2 separate regions of the Homo sapiens genome follow, and region 2 is linked to region 1. Evidence: read pairs that join two places in POLR2A ChIA-PET (ENCODE). Cell type or tissue: Panc1. All regions are shown on one strand. Region 1 has its middle 27 kb from the start of CTNNA3. Region 2 overlaps CTNNA3 (catenin alpha 3).

What was found. Peaks named below come from ENCODE experiments on the same cell type or tissue, not always from the same donor. Only the 100,000 strongest peaks of a DNase experiment are listed, where the experiment ranks them.
Region 2: POLR2A ChIA-PET joins it to region 1 with 7 read pairs; 2 of 35 experiments call an interaction of 5 or more read pairs at or near these places.

What each region holds. Positions count from the first base shown.
Region 1 is chr10:67,720,585-67,725,584 of GRCh38, forward strand. It overlaps a transcript of CTNNA3 not described here. Among named protein-coding and RNA genes, the nearest start is that of CTNNA3, 27 kb to the left of the region's middle. In Panc1, no CTCF peak of the experiment used is centred here; no DNase peak of the experiment used is centred here; H3K27me3 peaks cover 286 bases.
Region 2 is chr10:67,504,116-67,509,115 of GRCh38, forward strand. The region is part of intron 5 of CTNNA3 (catenin alpha 3); the gene reads right to left. Among named protein-coding and RNA genes, the nearest start is that of MIR7151, 100 kb to the left of the region's middle. In Panc1, a CTCF peak has its summit at 2,197; no DNase peak of the experiment used is centred here; H3K27ac peaks cover 328 bases.

The sequences.
Region 1 (5,000 bases):
AAAGGATTTTATTTCTCCTTCGCTTATGAAGCTTAGGTTGGCTAGATATGAAATTCTGAGTTGAAAATTCTTTTCTTTAAGAATGTTAGCTGGGCATGGTGGCTCATGCCTGTAATCCCAGCACTTTGAGAGGCTGAAGTGGGCAGATCACCTGAGGTCGGGAGTTCAAGACCAGCCTCAACAACATGGTGAAACCCTGTCTCTACTAAAAATACAAAAATTAGCCGTGTGTAGTGGCCAGCACCTGTAGTCCCAGCTACACGGGAGGCTGAGGCAGGAGAATTGCTTGAATCTGGGAGGCGGAGGTTGCAGTGAGCCGAGATCATGCCACTGCAATCCAGCCTGGGTCACAGAGTGAGACTCCGTCTCAGAAAAAAAAATGTTGAATATTGGCCCCCACTCTTCTGGCTTGAAAGGTTTCTGCAGAGAGATCTACTGTTAGTCTGATGGGCTTCCCTTTGTGGGTAACCCAACCTTTCTCTCAGGCTGCCCTTAATTTCTTTTCTTTCATTTCAACCTTGGTAAATCTGATGACTGTGTATTATGTGTCTTAGGGTTGCTCTTCTCAAGGAGTATCTCTGTGGTGTTCTCTGTATTTCCTCAATTTGAATGTTGGCCTGTCTTGCTAGGCTGGGGAAGTTCTTCTGGATAATATCCTGAAGAGTGTTTTCCAGCTTGGTTCCATTCTCTCCATCAGTTTCAGGTACACCAATCAAACTTAGGTTTGGTCTTTTCACATGGTCCCATATTTCTGGAGGCTTTGTTCATTCCTTTTCATTTTTTTTTCTTTAATCTTGTCTTCACGCTTTATTTCATTAAGTTGATCTTCAATCTCTGATATCCTTTCTTCCACTTGATTGATTTGGCTATTGATACTTACGTATGCTTCACAACGTTCTCGTGCTGTGTTTTTCAGCTCCATCAGGTCATTTATGTTCTTCTCTAAACTGCTTATTCTAGTTAGCAATTCCTCTAACCTTTTTTCAATGTTCTTAGCTTCCTTGCATTTGGTTAGAACATGCTCCTTTAGCTTGAAGGAGTTTGCTATTACCCACCTTCTGAAGCCTACTTCTGTCAATTCATGAAACCCATTCTCCATCAAGTTTTGTTCTTTTGCTGGCGAGGAGTTGTGATCCTTTGGAGGAGAAGAGGCCTTCTGGTTTTTGGAATTTTCAGCCTTTTTGTGCTGGTTTTCCTCATCTTCATGGATTTATCTACCTTTGGCCTTTGATGCTGGTGACCTTCAGATGGGGTTTTTGTGTGGATGTCCTTTTTGTTGATGTTGATGCTATTCCTTTCTGTTTCTTAGTTTTCCTTTTAACAGTCAGGACCCTCTGCTGCAGGTCTGCTGGAGTTTGCTGGAGGTCCACTCCAGACTCTGCTTGCCTGGGTATCACCAGCGGAGGTTCAGTTGGAAATGCAGAAATCACCCACCTTCTATGTTGGTCTTGCCGGGAGCTGCAGACTGGAGCAGTTCCTATTCAGCCATCTTGCCAGCCATGGTAAGTTAAAACTTTTAACAATCTCAATGGTTCCCCTTGTTCATATACAAAATCAGTATTTTATCTCAGATACTAGTGCAAACACTAAGAACCAAATTTTTAGAATTCAGCATTAGGGTTTACATCTAGCAGAATTTCACAGGATCTCTGACTATTAGTTTGGGAATAGTTCAGAGAAAGGCTGATAGGGAAGGTGAGAGACAGATCAAAGGGGTTAGGAGAGGATTGTTTCAGTAGTACTAGGCCAGCTCTAGTTTTTGTTCCCCTTTTTCTATAGAAGGTGAGGCAAAGCATGAATCATATGTCATGAAGTTTTTGCTATCCTCCTTGCTCTCCTTGAATTTTAACAGATATCTAAAGGCAATCAAATATACAAACAATTCACAGCTACCAATCTCAAAGAGAGAAAACAATATAAAGATGATATCCCAAAAGAAACTGTCAAGGCTGAAGAGGTTTAATTAGAAAGTAGCTTGGGACTGTATTGATATTTTCTCTCTTCCTTTACAAAGTGGAAACAAATCACGGCAAAGACATATAATTATGTATCAGAAGCACTAACGCCTCCAGAAATGCTATCTGAAAGAAATTTGAAAGCAGTAATTAATGCCTATACCACACAAAAAGTGTTTTATATCAACTCTTATCCCTTATAGAACACCTACAAAAGACCTTTTAAATGACTGCATGGTTTCATAAATTAAGCTTATATTTTCAGATTTCCAATATTAAATATTCATTAAATAAGTGAACATATTTGCTCAAATATTTTAAATGTTGATGAAATAGATTAAAATCCCTTCTATGGATTTCTTATGATAAAGAAACACTCTATAACACAGAGTTTTACTTGAGGAAGAGGACGTAAAATGGAGAATAACAATTATATCTTTCAGCTCTTTTTTTTTTTTTTTTTTTGAGACAGAGTCTCACTCTGTCGCCCAGGTTGCAGTCCAGTGGCGTAATCTTGGCTCACCACAACTTCTGCCTCCTGGGTTCAAGCAATTTTCCTGCTTTGGCCTCCCAAGTAGCTGGGACTACAGACACGCGCCACCACACCTGGCTAATTTTTGTATTTTTAGTTGAGATGGGGTTTTGCCATATTGGCCAGGCTGGTCTTGAACTCCTGACCTCAGGTGATCTGTCCCACTTGGCCTCCCAAAGTGCTGGGATTATAGGCATGAGCCACGGCACCTGGCCTCTTTTTTTTTTTTTTTCTTTTTGAGACAGGGTCTCATTCTGTTGCTGAGGCTGGAGTGCAGTGATGCAATCGTGGCTCACTGCAGGCTGGACCTCCTGGGTCCAAGTGATCCTCCCATCTCTGCCTCCCAAGTAGTGGAACTACAGGCGCAAGCCACCACATCTAGCTAGTTTTTGTATTTTTAGTAGAGACTTTGGGGTTTCACCACATTGCCTAAGCTGGTTTCAAACTCCTGAGCTCAAGCAATCTGCCTGCCTCAGCCTCCCAAAGCACTGGGATTACACGCATAAGCCACCATGCCCGGCATCTTTCAATTCTTTGATAAACAATTTAATCCCACAAGACCCATGATCCTAAATCGTAGCTTCATTGTGAATAAATGCTTTTTGGTCCACTTTCAAAACATAAAGTATCCTCTGTATCAGATGCTTCTGATGCCCTGCCCACACCTGCTTAGCCTCACTTCTGATTCCAGTCACGACTGTGAAGGATAGTTCCTAGCAGACCACAATTCTCTCATGCAGTCAGTGTCATACCCCACGTCTTTCTCGGTATGCTATGGGGCTTCTCCAAAGCCAGAAATGACACAGGGAGCCTACTAAGTATATGCATATCCATCGAAGTTCAGAGGAGTTAGTGCCCAAGATTAACCCACAACCAATGGGGACGAGGAGCTGGCAAACAATTGCTCCTTCCAGTAGACCTTTAGGTAGAGAACTCTAACGGACATTCAACACAATTCTCAAACAGTTCTGAGTAGCATGATGCCCCAGCTGGGCTCAGCAGTGACCCTGATAATGCAAGCTTATCCTACATTATTCTTTCCACTTTTTCTTCTGCCCAGTCCCTCACCCCTGCTCCCTGGTGTTACCACCCAGATGAACTACCTAGAGTTGTTCTCTCTGGCTCTTGCTTTTAAGGAGAATCCAAGCTAAGACTGTTTATACCAGGAGTGGGCCTAGAAAACAGATCCTTAGGATGATACTGTTGAACTGGATCATTCACAAGCTAGATGGAAATGAGGGTCTATTTTTGGTGATAATCCCTGGTATATGGTATCTCTCTAGAGTGGATTAGATGGGGTACAGGTAGAAGAGCTTATTGTGAACATCAATTCCCAATTTCGCATTCAGTTACATCATGCAGATAATTTGAAAGCAGCCGGGTGACAGTATTTACACCACAGAAATGGCAAGCACTACAATTTCGGGTTTCCCCACCCCAAGTGTTCCATAGAACACTGGCTTCTCCAAAGCCACAGATGATACAGGGAGCCCACATGTGCATATCCACAGAAGTTCAGAGGAGTTAGTGCCCAAGATTAACCCACAACCAATGGGGGCAAGGAGCTGATAAACAATTGCCAGCTCTTATGCAGAATTTCAGCCAGCGTTCCAGTTTTCAGCTTCCCTCTTCACATAATCCTATTTTTTAGAAGTACCTAGTATATTTTCCAAGTTTTACGGCCCGAATCACTAAATCCAAAGCTATTCCTGGTGCTGTGGCATAAATTTGCTGCCTTCATTGTAGGATCAGTCCTTATCCAAGTGCAGGAAGCCTATTTGTAATAATTAGAGGCTTAGGAAAGTTTCCAAATACATATTTATACAACAACTTGCCAGTGCTCACGTAAGAATTTCATATACCAAAACCTTAAACCTTACTTCCTATTACACAAATTCTTATTACATTTTATTACACAAAAATATTCTTGTTAAAATTTTTATAATTTATAAAATTATATCTATTTATTCTCCCACTATAATTTATTATCAACTTTTTACTTTCTCAGGGTATACACTATTTGATAAAACAACGGATTCGTAGTTCTCCATGAGTCACTTAACTATACATCCATCCACTTATATATAGTATTAATTTATTAATTTACCTTTTTTTTTTTTTTGAGACGGGAGTCTCGCTCTGTTGCCCAGGCTGGCGTGCAGCGGCACGATCTCGGCTCACTGCAAGCTCCATCTCCCAGGGTCAGGCCATTCTCCTGCCTCAGCCTCCCAAGTAGCTGGGACAACAGGCACCCGCCACCACGCCCAGCTAATTTTTTTGTATTTTTTAGTAGAGACAGGGTTTCACATGTTAGCCAGGATGGTCTCGATCTCCTGACCTCGTGATTCGCCCACCTCGGCCTCCCAAACTGGTGGGATTAAAGGGGTGAGCCACTGCGCCCGGCCTTATTGTACTTTTATATAGTAAGATCTGCCTGTCAAATATGCTCTAAGAACAAGACACTTTTATTTCTCCCAGTGTTATCATTTGTCACATATCAGAGTCCCCTACCT
Region 2 (5,000 bases), 220 kb before region 1:
CACTGCACTCCAGCCTGGGCAACAGAGCAAGACTCCGTCTCAAAAAAAAAAAAACAGGTCGGTGCCAAGGCTCATGCCTGTAATCCCAGAACTTGAGGAGGCTGAGGCGGGTGGATCACAAGGTCAGGAAATCGAGACCATCCTGGCTAACACGGTGAAACCCCATCTCTACTAAAAATACAAAAAAATTGGCCGGGCGTGATGGCAGGCGCCTGTAGTCCCAGCTACTCCGGAGGCTAAGGCAGGAGAATGGCAAGAACCACTGCACTGAAATCGCACCACTGCACTCCAGCCTGGGCAACAGAGTGAGACTCCATCTCAAAAAAAAAAAAAAAAAAAAAAAAACAGAGTAACATTCATTAGAAGAACATAGAAGAAAGAAAAAAAAATAGAGTAACAAAGATGTCAAGACATTCTCTATATCCACTAGGCCAGGTGTTTGGAGTAGAAGAAAAATGCATAGTGACTGATACAAGTTACTCATGAGCACCAACCACATGTTCACAAGTGGTACCTTACTTATCACACATTGGTTAATACCAAGTCTAACTTAAGATTCCTTCCCTGGATAAACATCCGATCATTTTTTTATGGATCCAATTCTAGCCCACTATTTTAGCATAACAAAGGTCAAACATGTTAGATATCTTAAACCCAGAGTTATTTACTCTCTGTTTTTAAGACAAAAATGTTTCCTGATAGATTTCAAAGAGATTCCAAAAAGACAGCTTCCTCTAAATTTAAAATAAAGTTCAGGTACGCTTAATTTATTTGCTTCTGTTTCATCTTTGGATTTAATGTTTTCCATCCCAGGTAAAATAAATTCCCCCAGTTGTTAAATGAATTTGATCTTAACTATGCCCAATCTTAATATATGGTATAGATGTATGTTTATATTAGAATGGGCAAAAGGCCAACAAAAACTTCCTGTCTGATTTTTTTCTTAACAAATTGTACACTGCTGCCTACCAAAACTTCTGTTTATTCACATAATGCTGTATCATATTCCCAGGACTTGCTGCTCTGACCCAAGGTGAGAAGAAATGCCTTTGTCCTACAAACATGAGCATTTAGCTTAAGTTCAAACACTGACAAAGAAGACTGAAATTGGATACTTACCAGAATAATCTCCCATATTTAGTTTCTCTAAATTCACAGATGATCATTATCAAACTTTCAAAAATATCATAACTATTCTCAATGACTTTAACATTAAAGTTGGGAAAATGACTAAAATTCAGTTACCTTTAATTTTAAAAATGCAAATTTAACATGAAGACATAAATGTGTCACTATCAGTAATGACACATGTGGTGGACCATTACATTCTGCACCAAAAGTACCAAGAAGGGCTTCAGTAACTCCCAATGTTTGGATGGGGAGCTTAGAACAATAGAGATAAATACCAACATCAAAATGAGAGGGAGGAAACATTATAATTTCTTCATTAAGCAAACAGTAAGGTTAAAACAAAATATGTAACTTAAACTTCAAAGCACAAAAATAATTCTTCAAAATATTCTAAACATTTTCATCCAATAAGTACTCCGTATCAACAATCAGCACCTCACTTGGAAAATCAGTCACAAGTCAGCTGTTAATGCTGTGTGGATGCAACCACAGATCATTACCTACTTAATTGTGTATACATCTAATAGGCTCATACAGCTCTTTTAGAACAAAGGTTTTATAATGGAGTAGATGATAAATACTGAACTGTAGTGCTACCAGGTGCTATACTAATATGAGCAGAATTTATATAGAGAATTTTAGCCTGTATTAATGCTGTAACTAAAATAGAAAAAAATGATTTAAAATCAGGTTTGTAATAATACAGTTAAAAAAGAAATGCAATATTACAAGTTCATATTGTGGCATCTTGCTAAAATCCCATAAGTGATACTAAAAATGTTAAGCTAAATATAGTTTATCTGGTCAATGAATGCAACTGTCAGTTGACCACAGAAGAGAGAAAAGCAATTTACATTGTAAAAATTTAAAGACATCCAATCTAAAATTTAATGTTGACTCTGAAGAATATCAATTAATTTATATTTTCTGTCATTTGAAACTAGAGTGTATGAAAGTAAACCTGTACATACACATACTCTTCTAAATCATTGAACAAAATATGGAGCAAACCAGCAACACTACTCCATCTTCTGGTGACATTTTCCCTCACCTAGATGTATTTCAGTGTAAGTGTTTCTACTGCTGTCACATTTGGAGCATGAGATAGGGTATAAAAGATGATTAGCTTCTTCCTAAATAGCAAACATGAAATTGTCCAAACATGATAGTTTAGAGAGCAAAAATAAGTACGCCTTAAAAAAAATAACAGAACAAACTAAACTTCTCATTACATATTAAATTAGCCCTCAGGTAATCAGCCCCTAACAAACAGCTTAACATCTACAAAAGGCTGCATGACTGGTGTGTGCCTGTTTAAAGCTCTGCTGTAAGCTGAACTGTTGGTCTCAGCTAGGCATCCTCAACATTTCCTTTGAATTTTAGCCAACAGTGCCCTAGGCATGCTCCTAGCACTACTATTAACAAAACAGCTGTAGTTGAAGCAGTAGTCTTTTTGCCTGACAAGGACACCGTAACAGTCATTGTGATGTCTTCTGATTGTGAACACAGGTAGAGATGTACAGCTTGGATACAAAAATTTAATATGAGTGTATTTGAGATTATAATTTTTACTAGTTGTATAGTAAATATGTGACTAAGCTTGCTTTTCTGAAACAAATGCTGCTGAGTCAATACCAGACAGTCCCATGATCAGTTTGGCCAAGTCACAGTGGACAACCCAGAGCTAAAGTATGACATTTTTACTCTTCTTCAGCTCCCTGTACCTTAGTCTCAGCTGTTCCCATATTCAGTCTCTTTAGCTAGACTAACAAAAAAAGAATGGAGACTCAAATAAAACCAGAAATAAAAGAGGAAACATTAGAAGTGATACCACAGAAATACAAAGAATTAAAAAAGACTCCTGTGAACTATTATATGGCAAGAAATTGGATAACTTAGAAGAAATGGATAAATTCCTAGACACATAAAAACTACCAAGATAAAATCATGAAGAAATGGAAAATCTGAATAGACCAATAATGAGTAAGAAAATTAAATCAAGGCCGGGTGCAGTGGCTCACGCCTGTAATCCCAGCACTTTGGGAGGCCGAGGCAGGTGGATCACGACGTCAGCAGTTCAAGACTAGCCTGGCCAACATGGTGAAGCCCAGTCTCTACTAAAAATACAAAAATTAGCTAGGCATGGTGGCACACGCCTGTAATCCCAGCTACTCAGGAGGCTGAGGCAGGAGAATTGCTTGAACCAGGACCCAGGAGGCAGAGGTTTCAGTGAACTGAGATCATGTCACTGCACTTCCAGCCTGGGCTACAAAGGGAAACTCCATCTCAAAAAAAAAAGGAAAGAAACAAAGAAAAAAAAAAAGAAAATTAAATCAATAATTAAAAAGTCTCATCAAAGGAAAGCCCAGGACCTGATGACTTCACTGCTGAATTCAACTAAAATTTAAAGAACTAATACCAATTCTCAAACTCCTCCAAAAAACTGAAGAGGAAGGAATACTACAAACTCATTTTATGAGGCCAACATTACCTGACACCAAAGCCAGACAAGGAGGCTACAAGAAAAGAAAATTACAGGCCAATATTCCTGATGCACAAACATGCAAAACTCCTCAACAAAATACTAACAAGCTTTAAAAGACCATTCACCATGATCAAGTGGTACACCACATTAACAGAATGGAGAACAAAAATCATATAAACAACTCAATAGATGCAGAGAAAGAATTTAACAAAATTCAACATGCTTTCATGATAAAAACCTCTCAACAAATTAGATATAGAAGGAATGTATTTCCTTTTTTTGTTGTTTGTTTGTTTGTTTGTGATGGAGTCTTGCTCTATCACCCAGGCTGGAGTACAGTGGCGCAATTGTAGCTCATTACAACCTCCACCTCCCAGGTTCAAGCAGTTCTCCTTCCTCATACTCCCGAATAGCTGGGATTACAGGCCCACACCACCACACCTGCTAATTTTTGTATTTTATCAGAAACAGGGTTTTGCCATGTTGGCCAGGCTGGTCTCAGACTCCTGACCTCAAGTGATCCACCCACCTCAGCCTCCCAAAGTGCTGGGATTACAGGTGTGAGCCACCGTGCCTAGCAGAAGGAATGTATTTCAACACAATAAAGGCCGTATTTCACAAGCCCATAGTTAGTGTTATGCTCAATAGTGAAAAGTTGCCAAAAATACACAATGTGGAAAAAATAGTCTCTTCAATAAGTGGGGTTGGGAAAATTGAATATCCACATACCAAAAAACAAATTTATTTTTATCCTACATCACAAACAAAATTTAACTCAAAATGGATTAAAGCTGTAAACATAAGCCCTGAAACCATAAAACTACTATAAGAAAACAAAGGGGAAATGCTCTATGACATTAGTTTTCACAATTTTTTTAAATATGATGCCATAAGTACCAGCAACAAAGGCAAAAATAAATAAGTGAAATTATATCAAACTAAAAAGTTTCTGCACAGAAATGGAAATAATCAACAAAATGAAATAGTAACCTATGGAATGAAATAAAATGTTTGCAGACCATACATCCAATAAGAGGTTAGTATTGAAAATCTATAAGGAAGTCATTTAACTCAAAAGCAAAAAAGAAAAGAAAAGAAATGACCCACAAATAACCTAATTAAAAATGAGCAAAATACCTAAATAGACATTTTTTTTTTTTTGAGACCTAAGTCTCGCTCTTGTACCCCAGGCTGGAGTGCAATGGCATGATCTCAGCTCACTGCAACCTCCGCCTCCTGGGTTCAAGCAATTCTCTTGCCTCAGCCTCCCGTATAGCAGGGATTATAGGCACCTGCCACCACGCCTGCTAATTTTTGTATTTTTAGTAGAGACGGGGTTTCACCATGTTGGCCAGGCTGGTCTTGAACTCTTGACCTCAGGTGA